3 separate regions of the Homo sapiens genome follow, and all the other regions are linked to region 2. A link is a loop called in an ENCODE intact Hi-C map of the cell type or tissue named here. Cell type or tissue: B cell. All regions are shown on one strand. Each heading gives the region's core, and the rest is flanking DNA. Links, peaks and the distances in the headings are about the cores only. Region 1 has its middle 130 kb from the start of DLEU7-AS1. Region 2 has its middle 68 kb from the start of DLEU1-AS1. Region 3 has its middle 52 kb from the start of DLEU7-AS1.

The links. A loop is a pair of places that touch in the nucleus more often than their neighbours do. Peaks named below come from ENCODE experiments on the same cell type or tissue, not always from the same donor. Only the 100,000 strongest peaks of a DNase experiment are listed, where the experiment ranks them.
Region 1: a loop joins it to region 2, with 9 times the contacts of the local background. A loop is called at or near these places in 17 of 110 quality-filtered maps.
Region 3: a loop joins it to region 2, with 11 times the contacts of the local background. A loop is called at or near these places in 3 of 110 quality-filtered maps.

What each region holds. Positions count from the first base shown.
Region 1 is chr13:50,672,282-50,679,432 of GRCh38, reverse strand. No RefSeq gene overlaps it. Among named protein-coding and RNA genes, the nearest start is that of DLEU7-AS1, 130 kb to the left of the region's middle. In B cell, for the core only: no CTCF peak of the experiment used is centred there; a DNase peak (open chromatin) is centred at 2,742.
Region 2 is chr13:50,591,897-50,599,047 of GRCh38, reverse strand. No RefSeq gene overlaps it. Among named protein-coding and RNA genes, the nearest start is that of DLEU1-AS1, 68 kb to the right of the region's middle. RefSeq lists an enhancer at 4,072-4,271 and a silencer at 4,372-4,571. In B cell, for the core only: no CTCF peak of the experiment used is centred there; DNase peaks (open chromatin) are centred at 2,991 and 4,407; H3K4me3 peaks cover 1,197 bases; H3K27ac peaks cover 3,812 bases.
Region 3 is chr13:50,752,656-50,759,806 of GRCh38, reverse strand. It overlaps a transcript of DLEU7 not described here. Among named protein-coding and RNA genes, the nearest start is that of DLEU7-AS1, 52 kb to the left of the region's middle. RefSeq lists enhancers at 3,305-3,414, 3,445-3,494, 3,525-3,574. In B cell, for the core only: no CTCF peak of the experiment used is centred there; a DNase peak (open chromatin) is centred at 3,536; H3K27ac peaks cover 1,132 bases.

The sequences.
Region 1 (7,151 bases), core at 1,043-5,042, 81 kb before region 2:
CACCCCTGCTTGAACATTTTTACAAATTTCTCAGACAGGATCATAGTCTTGCTTTTTGTTTCTTGGTGTCTACTGGTGTGAAAGACAGCTTTTCCATGTTGTAAGAAAACAAGCTGCTCAATCTGATTTCAGGTCTTGTCTGACACCATATCGCAGACCACACACAAGGGGCTGGTGGTGTCAGCACTCTGCAGAAAACTTGTCATCATGTCCTCAAGTGTTGTGCACAGGGTTATTCCATAGGAGTCGGGAAAAGCCTGACAGCCATCTGAACCAAGGACTAAGGACCCCAAGGGCAGCATAGCCATGGCCAAATGTGAGCCCCAAGTGCCCCACATTGGCATGAGGACCCTCTTAAAAGGTGAGGGAACTTCTTCACAAGGATCAAAGCAGTAACACTTCTAGGAGACATTCACAGTTTTCCATGTTGGCTGAATCTCTCATTGTATCTTATGCACTAGCCAACTTGTGCCTCGAAGCTGAAGTGACGTCACGGAAAAGAACCCTCCCCAACCAAAATTGCTGAGATTGGCACCATGATTTGTAACCCAGAAGGAAAAAGCCACAGTCTCTTTCACTGTCTCTTTCGTTTGTTAGCCTGCCTGCCCACCATCCCTCCCACCCCCGGGCCTGGGGGTCACTCTGTAGTAGGCAGCCTGAAGGGGGGTGTCCTCTGTCACTCCCTCTACTTTCCTCTCTTAACAGTGAGCCCTTCCTCCCACACACACCACAAAGCCAAAAGAAAGGGATTAAAGCTGATGACACACAAGGCGGATGTGTGACCAGCTCAGGTTCTAGGGCCAGACAGCCCTGGATTCCAGTTCCACTGGGTCACTCACCACAGTGTGACCTCAAACTGGTTATTTCAACCCCCTGAACCTCAGTTTTTTCATCAACTTTGATGTTTAAATGAGGCAACACATTCAAGGCATTTAGCATGGATCTAGCAAGCTCTCCACCCCAACATCTCAGTCAAAGGGAGGCAACTAACAATCGCAGGGGTAGCAGTGACAATGGAGGCTGAGAAAAGCTTTCATCCTGTGGTCTCTCAGGCTTGCCACAAGAAAAAGAACACAGAAAATTCTTATTACCTGGAGATGTACATCCATCCACTACTTGGTAAGCAGGAGTCTAGCTATTTATAGACCTGACAGGCCTACAGAACAAATCCCTGATTGATTTGTAGCGCCTTGTTCTCATCCAAACTCTTCCACTGCAACGATGCTTCTCTGAAGAATAAACCGTCATTTGGTTTATGACATTGTCTATGTAGCCACTCATTAAAGGAAGCAAAGACCAGCCAACAATCCTGGATTCTCTTTCAAGGCCTCGTGAGTCTCCTCTGCCCTCTGGCTGGCTGAGGAGTCACCAATGACATCAGCCAGATGGCTGACACCACACATAACCCCCAGGCTGCTAAAGTTTAAAGGGTCCCTGCTTTCTCCTCCTTGGCTGTAGATGGAAAATTGGAGTCTCTGGGGGTGGGGAGTTTGAGGGAGAATCCAGCCAAGAAAGGGAGTCGGCAGAGAGAGGAGGGAGTAGTGCCAGCTATTCATGTTTCTGCGACTCGCCACGCACAGTATGGGCATTGTTTGAAATCACACAGACATTGTCCTATCCAGCCCTCAATCATATTAGCTGCCCAGCCATTTTTCCACATTAATCATTCAAACTGACATGAGTAAATAATACCACATGTGGTCGTGATGACAGTTGTCTCCATAATGTATTCATCTCAAGGTACTCATGGTTTTTACTAAAATAAAAGTGCAAGTGAATGACTTTAGAAAAATCTGCAGTCAGGATAGCAGCAGCTATCTTTATGAGGAGCGGTATAAACACTCAAATACATGCTGAAGAGGTTGAGGACAGTCAAGAGTGGTGAATTGCACTCTTAGCACTGGGAGGCCTTACGATTTTGGAGAGACATAGAAACAAATTAGTAACACTCAGTCCCCATTTCACATGCACAAGTACAGAACCACTCCCAACCCGCTCTGTCCCTTGCATTTTTTGCACAGGACTCAAGCAATCTTTGTTGAAACTGACATGATCCTTTGGACAAGCATATCCTGCCTTCCCATCTTCGCTTCTGCTTTCCTCAAATATTGAACACTTGGTTTATGCCTAGTTTTGTGCTGGATGCAGGAAATGCCGAGAAGAAAGACATAGCTCTGGCCCTGGCAGAGCTAGAGCATTGTAGGGGCTGGGACAGGAGGGAAGGAGGATGTACAAACAAACAATGACCATCCAGTGAAACATGTACATTAGTTTCAAATCCCAGGTGAACATTGTGTAGAAAGAATTGAAAAAATTTAGCCATCCTTATGGGGCATAGTGCCTGTTGATTCGAGCTTGATAAAATAAGGCCAAAATAATTCTTCCCAGTGGATCTTTAGGGATTTGGTTGAGGAAAAGCTTAGGAAAGTGTTCTCAAACATGACTATGAGAATCACTTGGGAGCACTTTTACAACTCTACCCCAGACCTGCTGAATCAACATTCCATCGGAGATATCAGAAATCTGTTTTGTAAGAGCTAGAGAACTTGTCCTGAAACCAGCCTGCTGAGCAAGTAACTATACTGGCTTTACTGAGACTATCAACTAATCTGTAAGAGTTGACTGAGATAGGAGTGAGCTGAAGCTCAGCCAAGTTCCCCTGAGTCACTGCCACTGTCACAGAAGAAAAAATTTTGAAGCATTCACACTGTGGTGAGAATTGTTAATGTTTGTTCCCTCAAAGGGCAATGTGTGAAAGAGGAAGAGATCTGCCATCTGCAGTGATAGACACTGAGCCCTGGGTCACATGCAGGTGGGCAAAGGGGATATCACACCTTTAAGGAATCTCAAGGCTGGAAGAGGACATCCAGCCTTTGCCTCCACCAAATGAGAGTCCACTCAGCAACATGCCTGCTAGATAAGGCTCTGCTCGGACACATCCAGAGTCAGGAAACTCACTACCTTCAGGGGAAATCTGTCCCATTGTCTTACAGCTCTTGCTGATTAAAAGAAAAGAAAGAAAACACCTGTGCAACTTCTTGTAACAACTTCTTTGCTTTTCCTGCTGATACTTTGAAGAATATGCCTAATTTTTCTTTCAAATATTTGGAGTCCCTTATTAGATGCCCTCAATCTTCTCTCATGTCAAACTCTCAGGCCTTTCCACCAACCCTTTTATGACAGGTTTTGAGACCTTTCTCAAGGCTTCTAGATGTTACAATCACAGCATGTAGGTCCCCACCTTTCCTTTTCCCCACAAACCAACACACAAGCTGGGCTTCTGTTGCCCATAACTGGCTTGGAGTTGCAAAGACAAGGATGTCTCCCAGGGCAGCCTGAGAAGTGGTCTCTGAAGAGGTGAATAAACTGGGGTCCCTTCCTCCATCCTCAGCATAGTGGGAACACTGGGGGAGGAGGCCGAAGTTCTTGGCTTCCTGTCATTATAATTATAGCAAACACAGGGCACAGATCTCCTCCTCTCTGAAGAAGGGCTGTAGGCCCCTCATACAAGAGTCCCAAAGGGAACAGACTTTGTCTCTAAGTCTTGGATTCCGGCCTTTCAGCAAAGAAAAAGGAACTGAATAAAGAAGTCCAGTGACTGCTTTCCCACCCAGGGCTCTGTGGCAAGCATTAATGTTTTGGGCTAGCAAAGCTCTGAGTCTGCACACAGCCCATTCCTGGGTGGCCTCTGCAGCTTGCAAACGTGTTCGCCTTTGTCTTGGGACAGGATGGTGGCTGGGAGGTGCAGGTCTACAGTCACACCATAAGTGGGCCAAGTCCTTGTTCCTGACACTGATAGTTACTAGAGGCTTGGAAGGATGGAGTAGGGCGGTGGGAGGGTGGCAGGCAGGTGATGAGATATTGGTTAGTGGGTACTATGTACAGTTAAATAGAAACAGTAAGTTCTCATGTTTGATAGTATAGAAGGGTGACTATAGATAACAGTAATATATATTTCAAAATAACTAGAAGTGAGGACTTAAAATGTTCTCAACACATTGAAATGATAAATGCTCGAGGTGATGGATATCCTAAATGTCCTGACTTGATAATTACATACTCTATGCATATAACAAAATATCACATGTAGCCCCAAAATATGTAAAAATATTATGTATCAATAAAAAAGAAAAAAATGTAACAGGGCCACCCCCTGTCACCTTGCTCCTTGACACTGAAACTTCTGGGTTGAGAACAGAGGGGCCTCCTCTCCAGAGGAGATACTCCTCTCTGAGTATCAGAATTGCTTGGGGAGATGTTGAAAATATTCTTCCCTTGAGGCAAAAGGGAGTGGGTTTGCACGGAGACGCTCTATGCTCTCTATGTGTTATTGTAGTTGGGGGCAGGTGGAAGCTGTCAAATCTCCAAGCTGATCTTGCCTTGTTGAGAACCACTGGTTCAGAGGGTACAGTGAGCCAAGTCTAAACTCAGGTGTCTCTCCTGTATGTCAAGGCATGCAATAAAAGCATCATTGTCACCACAGCTAGAATAATTTGCAGTGGGACCTCCAAAACACCTGGAAGCAAAGAAGTGAAGGCTGCTGGGACTGTCTCTTAGGACAACGTGAGCCTTTTCTGGACATTTTCATGATCCTCTGGGTCACCTTCATTCCTACACTGGGAACATGGCTGCCAAAGTGTTGTAGGTGTCCGATTCCACAGCTCTTCTGCCAGAGCAGGACTCAGGTTTTCTCTCCAGCAACGGTTACATCTAAGGCTTCCCCAAACTCATTCCCTTGACTTGGGGTCTCATAAGCTCCTCCTTATCCCAAGCAGAGAAGCATGAGCTGAAGTTGAAGGGTGACAGAGACTTATGCTCTATGACACATACTGGGAACCACCTGCCCTGTGTCCATTCCTCACTAACAAAATTCAGTTTTTGTTTAGTGTTATAGCAAGGGGTAGCCATGCCAAAAGGTTCTGATTAATGAGATATAAGTTGAGAGTTTCTGGGAAAGCTTTTGCTTTCCTAATACAAATGCTGCCATTTCCTATTTTGCATTCCATTTCTTCCCTCTGCTTTGGAAAGATCATGTGTTGTCTGGTGGGGCAGCAGCCATTTTGCAGTCATGAGGCAAAAACTTACTTAAGTATGATGAAATGAAAAAACTGAAACAAAAAAAAAAAAACTGGGCCTCTGATGGCATCGTTGTAGAGCCCTAGACTGCCTAATCTGAAACTTCTAGTTGTGTTAAATTTCTATTCTCTGTTTAAACTACTGTAGTCAAGGGCCCGTGGTGGCTCATGCCTGTAATCCCAGCAGTTTGGGAGGTCGAGGCTGGAGGATTGCTTGAGGCCAGGATTTGAAATCAGTATGGGTAACACAGTGAGACTACATCTCTACATAAAAGTTAGCCAGGTGTGGTGGTGCATGCCTGTAGCCCCAGCAACTTTGGAGGCTGAGGTGGGGGCAGGAATCACAGGAGCCTCAGGAATCAAGGCTGCAATGAGCTATGATTGCACTCTAGCTTAGGTAACAGAGTGAGATACTGTCTCCAAAAAAAGAAAAAAGAAAAACTGTGGTCAGGGTTTTTATTTTTGTTTAGTCATTTCAATCATTCATCTGTTAAAAATTGTTTATTAAGTACTTACTTTGTGTTAGGCACTGTCCTGGACAAAATGTAAGCTTCCTACTCTCATAGAGCTTATATTTTTATAGGGAAGAAAAATAAAACAATAAGTCAAATATATAGCATATCAGATAATCCTAAATGCTAATAACAAATGAAGCAGAAAACAGTTATAGAAAGAATATGTGGAAGAGCGAGAGTGGAGAGCAGGTTACTATTTTAGGCCATGTGGTCAAGAAAGGCTTCACTGAGAAAGTAACATTTGAATCCAGACCGAAAGGAGATGATGAGGGAGCCAGCCTTGCAGGTGTCTGGGGGAAGAACATTCCAAGAAAGAGAACAGCAACTGCAAAGGCCCCGAGGCAACAGGTTACCTTGTACGTTTAAGGAACAGTGAAGAGGCCAGAAAAGAGTTAAGAGAGGCCAGGGGTAGGGGAGGGGATTAAGGCGAGGCACAGAAAAAACAAGGGGCCGCAGTGTGGAGAATCTTGCAGATCATCGTAAGGATTTTTGCTTCTAAAGTGGGGAAGCTCTTGGAGAGTTTGAACAGAGGACTGACTTGATCTGATACACACTTCAGCAGGATCGCTCTCGGTACCCTGTTGAGAATAAACTCAAGAGGAATGGGAAGGTTGGGGGCAGAGTAAGGAGATCCATTTTGAGGCTATTGAACCAATCCATGGAGAAAGGATGGCAGCTTGGATGGAGTGGGGCAGTGAAGTGGAGAGGAGTAGTGGGATTCTCAGTTTGACATCAACGTAAAGCCCAAGACTGTGCTGATGAAGCAAACGTGAAGGGTGTGACAGAAGAGCCCAGGAGGGCTCCCGAGGCCTTCACTGGAGCTATCGGAAGAGGGAACTGCCATTGACTGAATCAGAGAGAACTAGGAGAGGAGCAGGCTTGAAGGGATTGGGCACTCAGCGCCGTCCTAACTGGGTGTGCACAGACACATGATGAGTCTACAGGATGTGTCTTGGTCTCCCTGGACCCGAGTGTCTTCTCTGCCTCCTTCCCAGTGCAACCTCCTCTTCCCTGTTCCTGTCTCTGGTGTTGATCAGCAAGCCTGGAACTCCTGAAAGTGCTGAAATCAATACTCTGTTCTGTCCCTTATGTTTAACTTAATAAGGCCAGAAAATGGGCCAAATGAATATTTTAGAAATGTTTTGAATTAAAAGAGTGGGAAAGCTTCTGTTTGTTCAAGATTTCCCAATGAGCTCATGTTTCATAAATTTTAAAAAATCAGTACAAGGACTCCTTGGTTTTTCATGGGAAAGAGCTGGCCCCTGAGGAGTGGTCAGCCACAAGCTGGGCGTTGATGATGACCCTTTCATGTGCACTGCCCTTCACAGCTATTAAGCATCCTGTTGTGCTTTCATTTGTCACTATTTGATTTTCAACTAAATCTCATAAAGTTCCTCTCATTTGTGAATAAGGAAACTGAGGCTTGAAATGTTCAGGCCACTTACAGTCTATCTGATTAGAAATCAACAGGGGCAGAATTTTAATTCTAATATTTGGACTCCAAATGTGCTTCCTTATTTTCTATTATATGCTCTACCCCATGCAACATGAATTAGCTTGG
Region 2 (7,151 bases), core at 2,120-6,119:
ACCTTAGTGGAAATGTAAAGGCCAGGCTGAGCCAAATGATAGGACACTTGCTTTAAGAGAGCATTCCACATGGTGCCATTGATAATTTTTCTGTTAATTTGGTCACTGATGCCATTAACAGACACTGTCTGAGGACCTACTTGATGTAGGCAACATAGTAGGTGTTTCAGAAGACACAAGGATGAGTCGTCCAAGAGCTATGCCTTGAAGGAATGCCCAACATAAGGCTTAAGGCAAGGCATGAACACAAATACAATAACCTAAAATATGTTATTTTTGGTTAGTAAGTATGTAATAATAATAGCTGTCATATATCAGCCCCTCCCCCTGTGCCATGCAGCTCAGGAGCATTATTGCTGATCATTAACAGCCACCTTGCCAAGCACATCACACATGTTTCATCAAGCGTGTCACACGTTTTGCAGACAGGGAGGCTTAAGGTCAGAGAGATTAACTTACTTGCTCAAGGTCACATGGTTAGTGTGTGACAGAGCCAGGCTCTGAACTCTAAAGCATGGGCTCTTAACACACAACACAGTGACTCTGACCCATTTTTTCTCTGTGAGATGGTCGGAACAGGTGCCCATATCATGGCAGCTCAGAGCAAGGAGAGAGAGCCTCAAGCTAGAGGAACTGAGAAAGGCTTTGTGCTCTTGAGCTGAGTCTTGAAAGATTAATAGGCTTTAGATGTGAGGAGATGAGAGAGAGAGATGGGGTGGGATGGAGAGACCTGGGAGGAAAAGGAAGCATGGAAAAAAGATATCCATGGGGAAAGCCTGTGTGGGTAGAGAGGAATGATCACAAGGTACAGGAGGTGGAATGATTCGGAAGCTGCAGGGGCAGAAGGGCAAGGGATGGGAGCCTGGAACAGCGGACCAGGATTTGAGAATACATTTTTTAAAAGCAATTGAAAGTTTCTGAGAAGGGGAATGACCCAGTCAAAGCCCACATTGAGAATGGTGGTGGGCAGATGGAAGGCGGAGAGAGGGGGAGCAGGGATGAAGGCACTGCATCTCCTGGGGTGAAGACAGCCAGTGGCAGTGGGACTTGTAAGAAGGGGACAGCTGTGAAGGTATTGAAGGAAGTAGAATCCACCAGATCAACAGCCAACGTGAGAGGTAAAGAGAAGGGACAGAGGCCAAGGATCTTTTTGTGCCTGTCTAACAGGGAGGATAACTACTAAAGTAGCCTCTAAATACATTTAAGAAATTAGTAAATTAATTAATAAATTACTAAATTAGCCTCTAAATTGGCTCTTTTTAATCACTGGCAGCGTTGTTTCTCAGAATGTTTTGACCTGTGGGCAATTTAAGTGGACCCAAGACCCTATTTAATCTCTATACTCTTGCTTATTACAAAAAAAAAAAAAAAAAAAAAGAATGAAGCTGTATTTATGAGACAATGAAATACATAAAATTCTAAAAGTAACTCGTGTCAAAAGCAAAAGACTAGGCACTGGGAAAGCATTAAAAACACGTACAATATGGCAGCTCAGGACCACCTGGAGAAACCTAGAATCACTAGTGGGCCCACGCTCCCATTGGAGAGGCCCCAATATTTACTCTGAGGCGAGTTGAGGTTGGTGGCAGTTAACACAAATTGAGTGCCACCATGTGCCACGTTTCGTTCTAAATGCAAATTCCTTTCCTGACCTATGTCCCCATCACCTACATCAGCTCCCCAGCCTCCTCTCTGAAGCCTCCCTACCCCACCTCATCCCAGAGGATCTTGCATGTAAGGCAAAGTGTTCTTTCCCACTTTATTTAAGCCAAGAGAGACACAGGCCCACACCAATCAGTGACCTCCCTGCTATTAGCTCTTGCCTGTGTTCCTCTGTGCATTGGTGAAGGAAGAAGCCCTGGGTCCCTATCTTATGATGTCCCAGCCTTTCCTTTGCCTGCACCAGCTCACAGTGGAGCCAAGCAGGGCTGTAAGTCTAGCAGACCCCTCACTGGAGTTGAGTAATTTGCAACCTTGCCCTGATTTAATCTGCAATCCAATTTGCTACTTACTCTCCCCAAGCTCTTATCAACGGTTTACATTTCCATGTGCCTTTTCTGTGCTGTATATCTGTGTTTTCAATTATGTCAGCCCAGGTGAATTAGCCTTCCATTGTTCAAGGTCAAACCTCAAGTTGTTATTTCCTGCCTATACAGCTAGTCCCTTTCCCCTCTATCCCTCTGGGGCAGTTTCTCAATTGTCGCTGGTGTTCCCAGATCCTATCTCCATCAGGTTTCATCTGTGAATTTAATTATGAAGCTATGCCCTATTTGGCTTATTTCACTCCATGGTCCAAACGTTTATTATGCATCCATTCTCCACAGGCACCCTGGTTCCACAGATATGCTAGGCATGCCCTCCGCAGCCATATGAAAATGAAAAGTTAGGAGTCCCAAAAAGGAACTAAATGCGCCTAATTTTGTTCATATTGTTGAGTCCCTTCACCTGACCAGCAAACCCTTTGATCCTGCACTTAGGCGCTTCCATGGCCACAGAGGGCTCTTCTAGCACAGGGATTGTACAGTTGTTAAAGCAAAAAGAAGGCAGAAAAGGCTAATCCAGAGCAACTCTTGAAAGCAGCCCCAAGGAGTCTTCCAGAAAAGCCTTGGTCTGCCTTCCTCCCAGGGGCTCAGCTCCAGCTGCACTTTACCTCTGCAGGTGGAGGCTCCCAGCAAGGCTCTGCTGAGGGCACTGCTGTGGCTCCCCTGCTCACACTTGGGGTCCTGTGGCTGAGTCTAGCCTTTCTTCCTCCTGCACACTGCCTGCCCCATCGCTTTGACAGAGGGGAGCCCCTCAAGTGCATCTTTGGAGGGGACAAGACACTGCTTGATATCCTGAAACATAAAGAGGCAGCATGCATCACTCAGCCACATAGCCCACATGTCACTTCTATCAGTGAAGCCTTTCAGTTTCCACCCTTGTGCTCCTGGCAAATGTGATGGCCCCGATGGCTCTTTGCTCAGTGTGATGGCCCCAGGCACCCTTTGCTCATCTTATGTTCACTTAAGTGGCTGACTGTCCCACGAGTAGAAGCCGGGAGCAGGAGCCACAGTATCTCAGTGATCTTTGTGTCCTCCACCTCTTACCTAGAACATAAGAGGTCCTCGGTAAGTTTATCAAATGACTCCCTGAACAAATGCACATTAGGGAATGTAAATCTTCTTTTCAGATACTGCTCTTGTCTCATCCACCAGTTGCCTTTAAGCAAGTCATTGGTTTTCAATTTGTGTGTGTGTGTGTGAACAAAAAGCTTCTTCACACCAAGTCTTACTTGGAAGACCCTGGCCCCCCAATATATAACATGATAATAGTGAAGTTCATCTTGTTCACATAAAATGGGGAGGCCGTGGGAGCCTCAGTACCACCCACTTGCCATCCCCTCAGCTAAAATCCTCCACATATATAAGTTCTTTTACTTTTCTCTGACTCAAGCCAAATCTTTCTCCCCTCGTGGCAGCTTCTCTCTGATCATCCCAGCCACGGGGGCCCTGCCCGTTTCTGAACTCCTAGGAGTCCTACTGTGTACTCTTGTAACATATACAGAGTTTGTACCAATGAACACTCACATTCACTAAGTCTTGCTGAAGGCCAAGTCCAGTGACATGCACTTTACATACTTATCTCATTTAATCCTCAGGGCAATCCTAGGAGGTATATACTCTCACTATCTCCACTTTACTCATGAGAAAATAGAGGCTCAGAGAGGTTAAGCAATTTGCCAGGGTCATATAGCTATGAACTAGCAGCACTAGGATTTAAACCCCGAGCTAACCCATTTACTGTTTCTACTTTTGATGTGCCATTATTTGATCTTTTCAAGTATATTGTGAACTGAATTGTAGAAACTGCATCTCTACTTCTTTCTCTTGTTGCCCGATTTTTAATACAATGCCTTTAGCAAGAGTATAATTAATAATTTCAGATTAACAAATTCCCCAAAGTATATTGTATCTTTCCTCACTTCTGCCTCCTCTAACATCTGTCTGGCTAGAGGCTGTCAGCTGCTGCATTGGCTATGGTCTCACTTTCTTTCTTCCCCGAAGAAAATTGTCTTTCTGAAGCCTGCAAAGGAAGTCTCCACTGCTGAAAATATTAAGCACTTTCTCCAAAGGCTGGAAGCTAAGCAGGAGTTTCACAGGAGGGAAAAAACAACAGTGACCCCCTCAAATGGAGAGGGGAGGCTCAAGACAGGAAATCGAAGGTAAGGTCAGAGCAGCTCCAGGGAGCAGGGAGATGGACTGAAAGTGAGACTATTTAGATTTTTACCATTTGGGACTCTCCCTGCAGTTTAACTTGACTACATTTTAAAAACAGCCAAGTAGTGAAAGCCCTGCTCTCTGTGAACTCTGGCCTCTCTGCCTGTTTGGGATGTCAGAGAAAGGCTGCACTTTGTGTGAGGCAGCCCCAAGGGGCCACCCGGTGGCCTAGGTGGGGTGATTGATTGGGAGAAGTCCCAGGGGCACCGCCTTCCCGCCACTGCCTTGCACCTGCACTGCGGATAAACAGAGGCTGTGGTCTGCAGGCCCCCCCCCACCCGCCCCCGCCTGACCTACCCCCAGCCTTCGCCTCCTCTGGGCCTCACCCCATGGGGCCCTCTTACTTGAAAATTAACCACAGGCTTAAAGTGAAAAGAGAAGAGGCCTACACTGGCCCAAAGCATAGGCAAGTGAAATAGACAGCAAATAGAGCCACAATAATGCAGGCACCTCTGCACTCGAATAATGCAGGCACCTCTGCACTCGAATCTTAGAATCTGTTCCCTCTCATGAAACTCAATTCCAGTTTTTTTGGCCTTTACTACGGTATATGTCACAAGATTGCCAAAATGTCAGATGGTTAACCACCTTTCATTCTGATTGCTGATTTGAAAAGTTTAAAGTTAATTGGGGATTTCAACAGAAGTCTTCTTTATCTTAAAGTATTTGAAACATTTATCTTTTCTTTGGAAATATAATAAATAGTCTTCAATACCAATATATTTACAACATACTTAATAACTAATCAAATTTTCTCTTTAATGACCTTTGCACTATGCACATGAGCAATGTCTTTAAAAACAAAACACACGCACAGGCATGCACACCCACAGAGCAAAACATGCTTTGAAAAAGGAAAGCAAGAGACAGGGAATAGACATGGTTAGGTGACTGTGCACACGGTTGTGCTTTCTGACTGAGACAAAAAACAAAATTGTTTTTAAGATATATATATTCTATTATTGTACTATGCACTAATGAAAGTTGCTATTGTTATAGATAGATACAAAAACTTAACACAAAACCCTTAGTAAGTGCTGAATTTAAAATGTTCAATGTTGCCTATCAATTTCCTGAGTCTCCTAAGACCTAAATCATATGGATAGCTTTTTGCCCTGCATCCTTTACTTCTTTCTCTTTCTTTAGAAAAATCAGAATAGATTATGCCACATATGGAGTTAAAAAAACACATAGTCTGAAGGAAAGTTGTCTGCAGAGAGAGAAAACAAATAAATAAATAAGTCTACAAATAAACCCAACAGCAAAAGCCACCACAAGTAAGTTGAAAGCAAGTCAACTAGAAAAAAATTGCAGATTGTATCACAAGGGATTCATTTCCTTTATACATAAAGAACTCTGACAAATCACTAAAAAAAACTTCAACAATCCAATGTAAAAAATGAGCAAAATAAATAAACGAACAGCTCACAGAAAATGAACTGAATGTAGCCATTTAAAGTATGAAAAGATGCTTACTCCTCTCAAATGGAAAGACTGAAAAAGAAGAATGTTGGGGGAATAAGCTTATGAGGGGTGAGAAGATATAAAACCTTTACAGAGGATAATTTAGCCAAATATGTCAAAATTGCAAATGCATTTACTCTTTGACCTAGAAATCCCAATTCTAGAAATTAATCCTATGTATGTTATTTTACAGGTGTGAAGTGACATACAACATTATTTACTACCACACTGTAATAGCAAAAAGTACTTTTAGAAATCCAAATGCCAGTCAACAAGGGTCTAGTTAAATGAATTACAGTTCAGCTCCACAATTTTTTATTTGAAACCCTGGGTTTTGATGTGGTTTGCATGTCAGAATGTTTTGAAATTTAGAAAGCTCATATGGGGCATTGAACCTTATATATCAGTCCTTGTATCAGTCTAAGTCACGTTTTGCCACCAAATGAGTTTGCTATTTGGTTCACAGAGGTTTGTTTTGTTTTGTTTTTAATTTTAGGAATTACAGACAGGAGATTGTAGGCATGCACATCCATACTACAGAATACCATACAGCTATAAATAAATGAAACCACAGTTTCTGCAGTGAACAATCTTTAAGATATACTGCTAAGTTACATTTTTTTAAAAAGATGTAAGCATTTATGTATAAATTGCATCACATAATAACGTCTTGGTCAATGATGAACTACATATATAATGATGCTCCCACAAGATTATAATGGAGCTGAAAAATTCCTATCTAGTGACATCATAGCCATTATGACATTGTAGTACAATGCATTACTCAGGTTTTTGTGGTAATGCTGGTGTATACCAACCTACTATGCTGGCCTTCTATAAAATATAACAAATGTGATTATGTACAGCATGTAATATCTGATAATGATAATAAATAACTATGTTACTGGCTTATGTATTTACTATACTACACTTTTTATCATTAGTCTACAGTGTAATTTTTCTATTTAAAAATAAAGCTACTATAAAACAGACTCAGACAGGTCCTGCAGGAGGTATGCAGAAGAAGGCCTTGTTATCATGGGAGATGACAGCTCCGTGTGTGTTATTGCCCCTGAAGACCTTCCAGTGGGACAAGATGTGGAGGTGGAAGAAATGTCCACCAGAAATGAAAAGGAAAAAAAATGTCCTTAAGAAATGAAAAAGTTTAAAAATTTTAAAAGTTGTAGTAAGTTAAGGTTAATTTATTATTGAAGATAATTTTTTAAAATAAATTTAGTGTAGCCTAAGTGTATAGTGTGTATACAAACTACAGTAGTACAATGTCCTAAGCCCTCAAAATCACTCACCACTCACTCATTGACTCACCTAGAGTAACTCCTAGTCCTGCAGGAGGGGGCTCTTTCTGCAGCTAGTCCTGCAGGTTCCATTCATGGTAAGGGTCCTGTATAGGTGTACTATGTTTTTATCTTT
Region 3 (7,151 bases), core at 1,098-5,097, 160 kb before region 2:
TCAGAGAAGTCACAGAAGCCCCCTGAGTTCTTAGCACACTGAGAATCTAAAATAGGTCCAATATTTCCCTCACGGGTCACTTCTTCCACTGGGTCACTTCCTCTGCTGACTCCCTTCCTGGTGTTTTTCCACTGGGAAAGAATGGATCTAAGAGAGTGACACTGGGGGCCACCTGACTAGCTGAATAAGAAGACTACTATCACTACTGTGCCCTTCTGCCCTGATCTATTCATGATAAGGGCTAAATAAGAATAAGCCCTTACATGTGCATAGGACTTTAGAGTGTACAAAGTGCTTCATAAAACTCCCAAAACTTATTCATTTAACTTTCACTATAGACCTCTGAAGTCTTTATTTCTGCCACACATTTAGTTCCATCCCTAGTTTACACACATGGAATCAAAATCTCATAAACTTCTAAATCTGTGGGAGGCCTAAGAGATCATTGGGATCAAGCCATTCTTCCAGTAGATGAAGGAACCAAGACCCATAATAGTTAAGTGATTTTACTGAAGCCATACAGCTAGTATGTTATGTCAGTCAGATATTTTTGTGTTTGTTTCTTTGTTCCTTCCAGATATCTCTAAATGAAGCTGATAGACTAGGCTTAAAATGGAAAATATGTATATGGGGGGAGTGGAAAAGGAGGTTACAAAGATGAGGAATAAATCAACCCCTGTCTAAGGGAATGTGTTTGCAAATTGGATGAACTAGTTTGAAATGAATTTTCAAAGGAATTCCGATTTTCTTGTGGTAGCTAATGATTGAAGAATCTCAGTGACACTAGTTCAAGACATTCTCCATTGAGGATTACACATTAAAATATTTGGAAATGGGGGCTGTGGTAAGCCTAAGATGGGCTCCAATTATCCTTGCTTCCTTCTGCAATCTTCTCCCCTTGAATGTGGGCTGGACATAGTGACTCACTTCCAGTGAATAGAAAACAATAGCTAAGTAAAGGAGTGCCACTCCTGAGATTTAGTCATAAAAAGACTATGGCTTCTTTCTTGAGTATCCTCTTTCTCCTTCTCTCTCATCCCTCACTCTGGAGAAAGCCAGTTGTGTTTATAGTCAGCCCTGTGGAGAGGTTCATGTGACAAGGAACTGAGGGAGGCCTTCAGCCAACAGTGGGAAATAGAGCCCTCTGTCCAACTGCCCATGAGGCCTGGCAACCAGCAGGTAAGTGGGCTTAGAGCTGACTTCCCCCGGTGGAGTCTTCAGTGGAGACCACAGCCCCACAGCCCCAGCCCTAAGTGACTGCTTAACTGCAGCTTCATGAAAGCTACTGAGCCAGAGGCACCCAGCTGAGAAATACTGGGATTCCTGACTCACGGAAACTGTGAATACTGTGAAACTGACATAATAAATTTTTTTTACACTGCTCACTTTGGGGGCCATTTGTTATGCAGCAGTGGATAACTAATACAAGAGTGAAATAAGGACAAAAGAAACCTTAATTAACTGGTTATCTTCTCACTTTGATCAATGTGTACCACAGTCTTAAAGACACATTTTGGAGTGTTTTTAACGTTTCTTTAGCACTGTTAACAATAAGCTTCCAAATCACAAAATTCAAAAATTATCTATTTTCCCCATTAAACATGTTGCTTGCTCCAATTATGGTTAAAAATACATCTTGGGGCCAGGTGTAGTGACTCACACCTGTAATTCTACCACTTTGGGAGGCTGAGGTGGGAGGATTGCTTAAGGCCAGCAATTTGAGACCAACCTGGGCAACATAGCTAAACCTCATCTCAAAAAAAAAAAAAAAAAAAAAAAAATCTTGGTAATGAAAATAATACTGGGGACCAAGTTAGGTATAAAATATATTTCACACTTACCATATTTAGATGCAAGGTCTAGAAGAATTGTTCTGAAGATATGATGGAGTTGGTATTTTAGGTGTAAATCACTGCCTGAATCAGAGTGCTTCTCTCTTTCCTGGAGGCCACTCCTCAGCAGCTGGTTAGCCCTGGAAAGTTCTCAAGGAGCCCCTGCACTTTTGCTAACATCACATTGCTTATTTGAAGAGCTGTGGATATGCCTGAAAAAGATATAACAAATTCCTATTTTATAATCACATTTAGAAAGAGAAACATTTCCATATTCTATCCCCTACCCATCCACTCAGCCTGTGATCAAGTTCAGCCTGAAAGATGGAGGTTTAGAGGAAAATAGAAATCGATTGCAGTAACAAGCATGACGAATAGTGTGCCAGGAGAAACAAACCTAGACTGAAGGTGTGAGCGCTCGAGTTTACAAAGTCAAGTTTTGCATTGGTTTGGCTGGTGGGGAAACTCTAGAATGCCATGCAGCAGAAATGAAAAAGTAACATCTCAGAATCTCTGATCATTTTGGATGTCTATCAATAAACCTAGCATGGCAGATTAGCAGAGAATAAGTCAAGAAGAATTATGACCAGAGAAGATTAATTGAAGTCAAGGTTCCTATGACTAAATTTGTTTATATCTGGGTGCTGAGTTAGAAGCCCAACTAGTTCGTCTGCCTCACTTTTGTGTTGCTAATTTCTTTAAAAAAACAACAACAACAAAAGATCATCATTGCAGATGGGAGGCAGGACTAGATTGCAGCTCTGACTCAGATGGACAGAGCAGTGTGCAGAGGCTTGCATCATGAATTTTAGCTCCAGAATGACAAGAATAAACCAGAAATCCTGAGAGGATCCACAGACCCTCTGAAAGAAGCGGACTGCTCCTGCAGGACCTGGAAGACACTGTAAATACTGTGAGTGCCCAAACTGCAGAAGTGGGAAAGGGAAACCCTCCGCTCCTGAACACACACCCTCACTGGAGTAAATAAAAGAAGGCTTAATTTGCGGGAGAAGTTTCCAACCTTACCTGGAGCTCAGCCAATTTAGAGAGCCCAGCAAAATACAGGGGTAGAGGAAGCAGCGGGAAAGGCCCCAGGAGCTCGCTGGGTCCCCAAGCAGGCTATTCCTGCCTGGCATGACAGGGATCCTTCGGGAGGGCAGCCAGAGGTATGGGGGAAAACACCACAGGAAGAAGGAAGTCTCCAGCTGAAATTTGAAAAAATTTGAACCCAGAAAGAAGCTTCCTGGCCGGAAATCAGGGGAGGGTGCAAATCTGGTGTGTAGACTCCACAGGCAGGGGAAGAACAAAAGCTGTGTTCTTTCACAGCTGGGAGGCAGGTAGCCTGGGGCAAGTTCTCAAGCCCTGCTCGGCCCACTGCCTGGAAACAGCCTCAGGGTTGTTAGCGGGTCACAGTGAGAGGGAGACCGGCCCTCTGAATTGTGTGGGAGCTGAATGAGGCCTGTGACTGTCGGCTTTCCCCCACTTCCCTGACAACCTGCATGACTCAGCAGAGGCAGCCATAATCTTTCTAGGTACACAACTCCATTGACCTGGGAACCTCACCCTCATCTCCCACAGCAGCCACAGCAAGACCCATCGAAGGAGAGTCTGAGCTCAGACATGCCTAGTCCTGCCCCTACCTGATGGGCCTTCCCTATTCACTCTGGCAGCTGAAGACAAAGGGCGTATACTCTTGGGAGTTCTAGGGCCCCGCCCACCACCTGTTTCTCTCCATACTACCACAGCTGATGCTCTCTGGAAAGTGCCACCTCCTGGCAGGAGGCCAACCAGCACAAAAATAGAACATTAAACCACCAAAAAGCTAAGAACCCTCACAGAGTCCATTTCACCCCCCTGCAACCTCCACCAGAACAGGTGCTGGTATCCGTGGCTGAGAGACCCATAGACAGTTCACATCACAGGACTCTGTGCAGACAACCCCCAGTACCAGCCTGGAGGTGGGGAGACTTGCTGGGTGGCTAGACCCAGAAGAGAGATAACAATCATTGCAGCTTGGCTCACAAAAAGCCACATCCATAGGAAAAGGGGGAGAGTACTGCATCAAGGGAACACCCCATGGGACAAAAGAATCTGAACAACAGCCTTCAGCCCTAGACCTTGCCTCTGACGGAGCCTACCTAAATGAAAAGGAAGCAGAAAAACAACACTGGTAATATGGCAAAACAAAGTACAAAGTTCTTTAATACCGTGCCCCCCCCCTCAAAAAAAAATCACATTAGCTCACCAGCAATGGATACAAACCAAGAAGAAATCCCTGATTTACCTGGAAAAGAATTCAGGAGGTTAGTTATTAAGCTAATTGGGGAGGCACCAGAGAAAGGCGAAGCCCAATGCAAGGACATCTGAAAAGTGATACAAGAAGTGAAGGGAGAAATATTAAAGGAAATAGATAGCATAAAAAAAAGCAATAAAAACTTCAGGAAACATTGGACACATTTATAGAAATACAAAATGTTCTGGAAAGTCTCAGCAATAGAATTGAACAAGTAGAAGAACGAAATTCAGAGCTTAAAGACAAGGTCTTCAAATTAACCCAATATAACAAAGACAAAGAAAAAAGAATAAGAAAATATGAACAAAGCCTCCAAGAAGTCTGGGATTATGTTAAACAACCAAACCTAAGAATAATCGGTGTTCTTGAGGGAGAAGAGAAATCTAAGAGTTTGGAAAACATATTTGGGGGAATAATAGAGTAAAACTTTCCCAGCCTTGCTAGAGACATAGACATTCAAATACAAGAAGCACAAAGAACACCTGGGAAATTCATCACAAAAAGATCATCACCTACACACATTGTCATCAGGGTATCTAAAGTTAAGACGAAGGAAGGAATCTTAAGAGCTATGAGACAAAGGCACCAGTTAACCTATAAAGGAAAACCTATCAGACTAACAGCAGATTTCTCAACAGAAACCTTGCAAGCTAGAAGAGATTGGGGCCCTATCTTCAGCCTCCTCAAGCAAAACAATTTTCAGCCAAGAATTTTGTATCCAGTGAAGATAAGAATCACATATGAAGGAAAGATACAGTCTTTTTCAGACAAACAAATGCTGAGAGAATTCGCCACTACCAAACCACTACAACAAGAACTGCTAAAAGGAGCTCTAAATCTTGAAGCAAATCCTGGAAACACATCAAAACAGAACCTCTTTAAGGTATAAATCACACAGGACCTATAATACAAAAATACAATTTAAAAAGCAAAAACAAAAAAACCAAGGTACACAGCCAACAAATAGCACAATGAATGCAATGGTACTTCATATCTCAATACTAACACTGGATGTTAATGGCTTAAATGCTCCACTTAAAAGATACAGAACTGCAGAATAGATAAGAACTCACTGACCAACTATCTGCTGCTTTCAGGAGACTCACCTAACACATAAGGACTCACATAAACTTAAAGTAAAGGGGTGGAAAAAGGCATTTTATGCAAATGGACACCAAAAGGGAGCAGAGATAGCTATTCTTATTTCAGACAAAACAAACTTTGAAGCAGCAGCAGTTAAAAGAGACAAAGAGGGATATTATATAATGGTAAAAGGCCTTGTCCAACAGGAAAATATCACAATCCTAAACATATATGCATCTAACACTGGAGCTCCCAAATTTATAAAACAATTACTAATAGACCTAAGAAATGAGATAGACAGCAACACAATAATAGTGGGGGACTTCAATACTCCACTGATAGCACTAGACAGGTCGTCAAGACAGAAACTCAACAAGGAAACAATGGATTTAAACTACCTTGGAACAAATGGACTTAACAGATATATACAGAACATTTCATCCAATAATCGCAAATACACATTCTATTTAACAGCATATGGAACCTTCTTTAAGATAGACCATATGATAGGCCATAAAATAAGCTGGAATAAATTTAAGAAAATTGAAATTATATCAAGCACTCTCTCAGACCACAGTGGGAAAAAACTGGAAATCAACTCCAAAAGGAACCTTCAAAACCATGCAAATACATGGAAATTAAATAACCTGCTCCTGAATGAGCACTTGGTCAAAAAACGAAATCAAGATGGAAATTAAAAAATTCTTCAAACTGAACGACAATAATGACACTGAGAGGTGACAGTGTGCTGGCAGCCCTTGCAGCCCTCGCTCGCTCTTGGCACCTCTGCCTGGGCTCCCACTTTGGCGGCACTTGAGGAGCCTTTCAGCCTACCGCTGCACTGTGGGAGCCCCTTTCTGGGATGGTCAAGGCCTGAGCTGGCTCCCTCAGCTTGCAGGGAGGTGTGGAGGGAGAAGCCTGAGTGGGAACTGGGGCTGCGCACGGTGCTTGCGGGCCAGTGCGAGTTCCGGGTGGGCGTGGGCTCGGGGGACTCCACTCAGAGCAGCTGGCCTGCCCTGCTGGCCCCGGGCAATGAGGGGCTTAGCAACCGGGCCAGCGGCTGTGGAGGATGTACTGGGTCCCCCAGCAGAGCCGGCCCACCAGTGCTGTGCTCAATTTCTTGCCAGGCCTTAGCTGCCTTCCCACGGGGCAGGGCTCGGGGCCTGCAGCCCGCCATGCCTGAGCCTCCCACCCCCTCCGTGTGCTCCTGTGCAGCCCGAGCCTCCCCAACGAGCGCCGCCCCCTGCTCCAGGGCGCCCAGTCCCATTGACCACGCAAGGGCTGAGGAGTGCAGGTGCATGGCGTGGGACTGGCAGGCAGCTCCACCTGCAGCCCTGGTGCGGGATCCACTGGGTGAATCCAGCTGGGCTCCTGAGTCTGGTGGGGATGTGGAGAACCTTTATGTCTAGCTAAGGGATTGTAAATACACCAATCGGCACTCTGTATCTAGCTCAAGGTTTGTAAACACACCAATCAGCACTCTGTCTAGCTCAGGGTTTGTGAATGCACCAATCGACACTCTGTATCTAGGTACTGTGGTGGGGACTTGGAGAAACTTTGTGTCAACACTCTTTATGTAGCTAATCTGGTGGGGACGAGGAGAACCTTTGTGTCTAGCTCAGGGATTGTAAAGGCACCAATCAGTGCCCTGTCAAAACAGACCCCTTGGCTCTACCAATCAGCAGGATGTGGGTGGGGCCAGATAAGAGAATAAAAGCAGGCTGCCTGAGCCAGCAGTGGCAACCCGCTTGGGTCCCCTTCCACACTGTGGAAGCTTTGTTCTTTCACTCTTTGCAATAAATCTTGTTGCTGCTCACTCTTTGGGTCCACACTGCCTTTATGAGCTATAACACTCACCACGAAGGTCTGCAGCTTCACTCCTGAAGCCAGCGAGACCACGAACCCACTGGCAGGAATGAACAACTCCAGACGCGCCGCCTTAA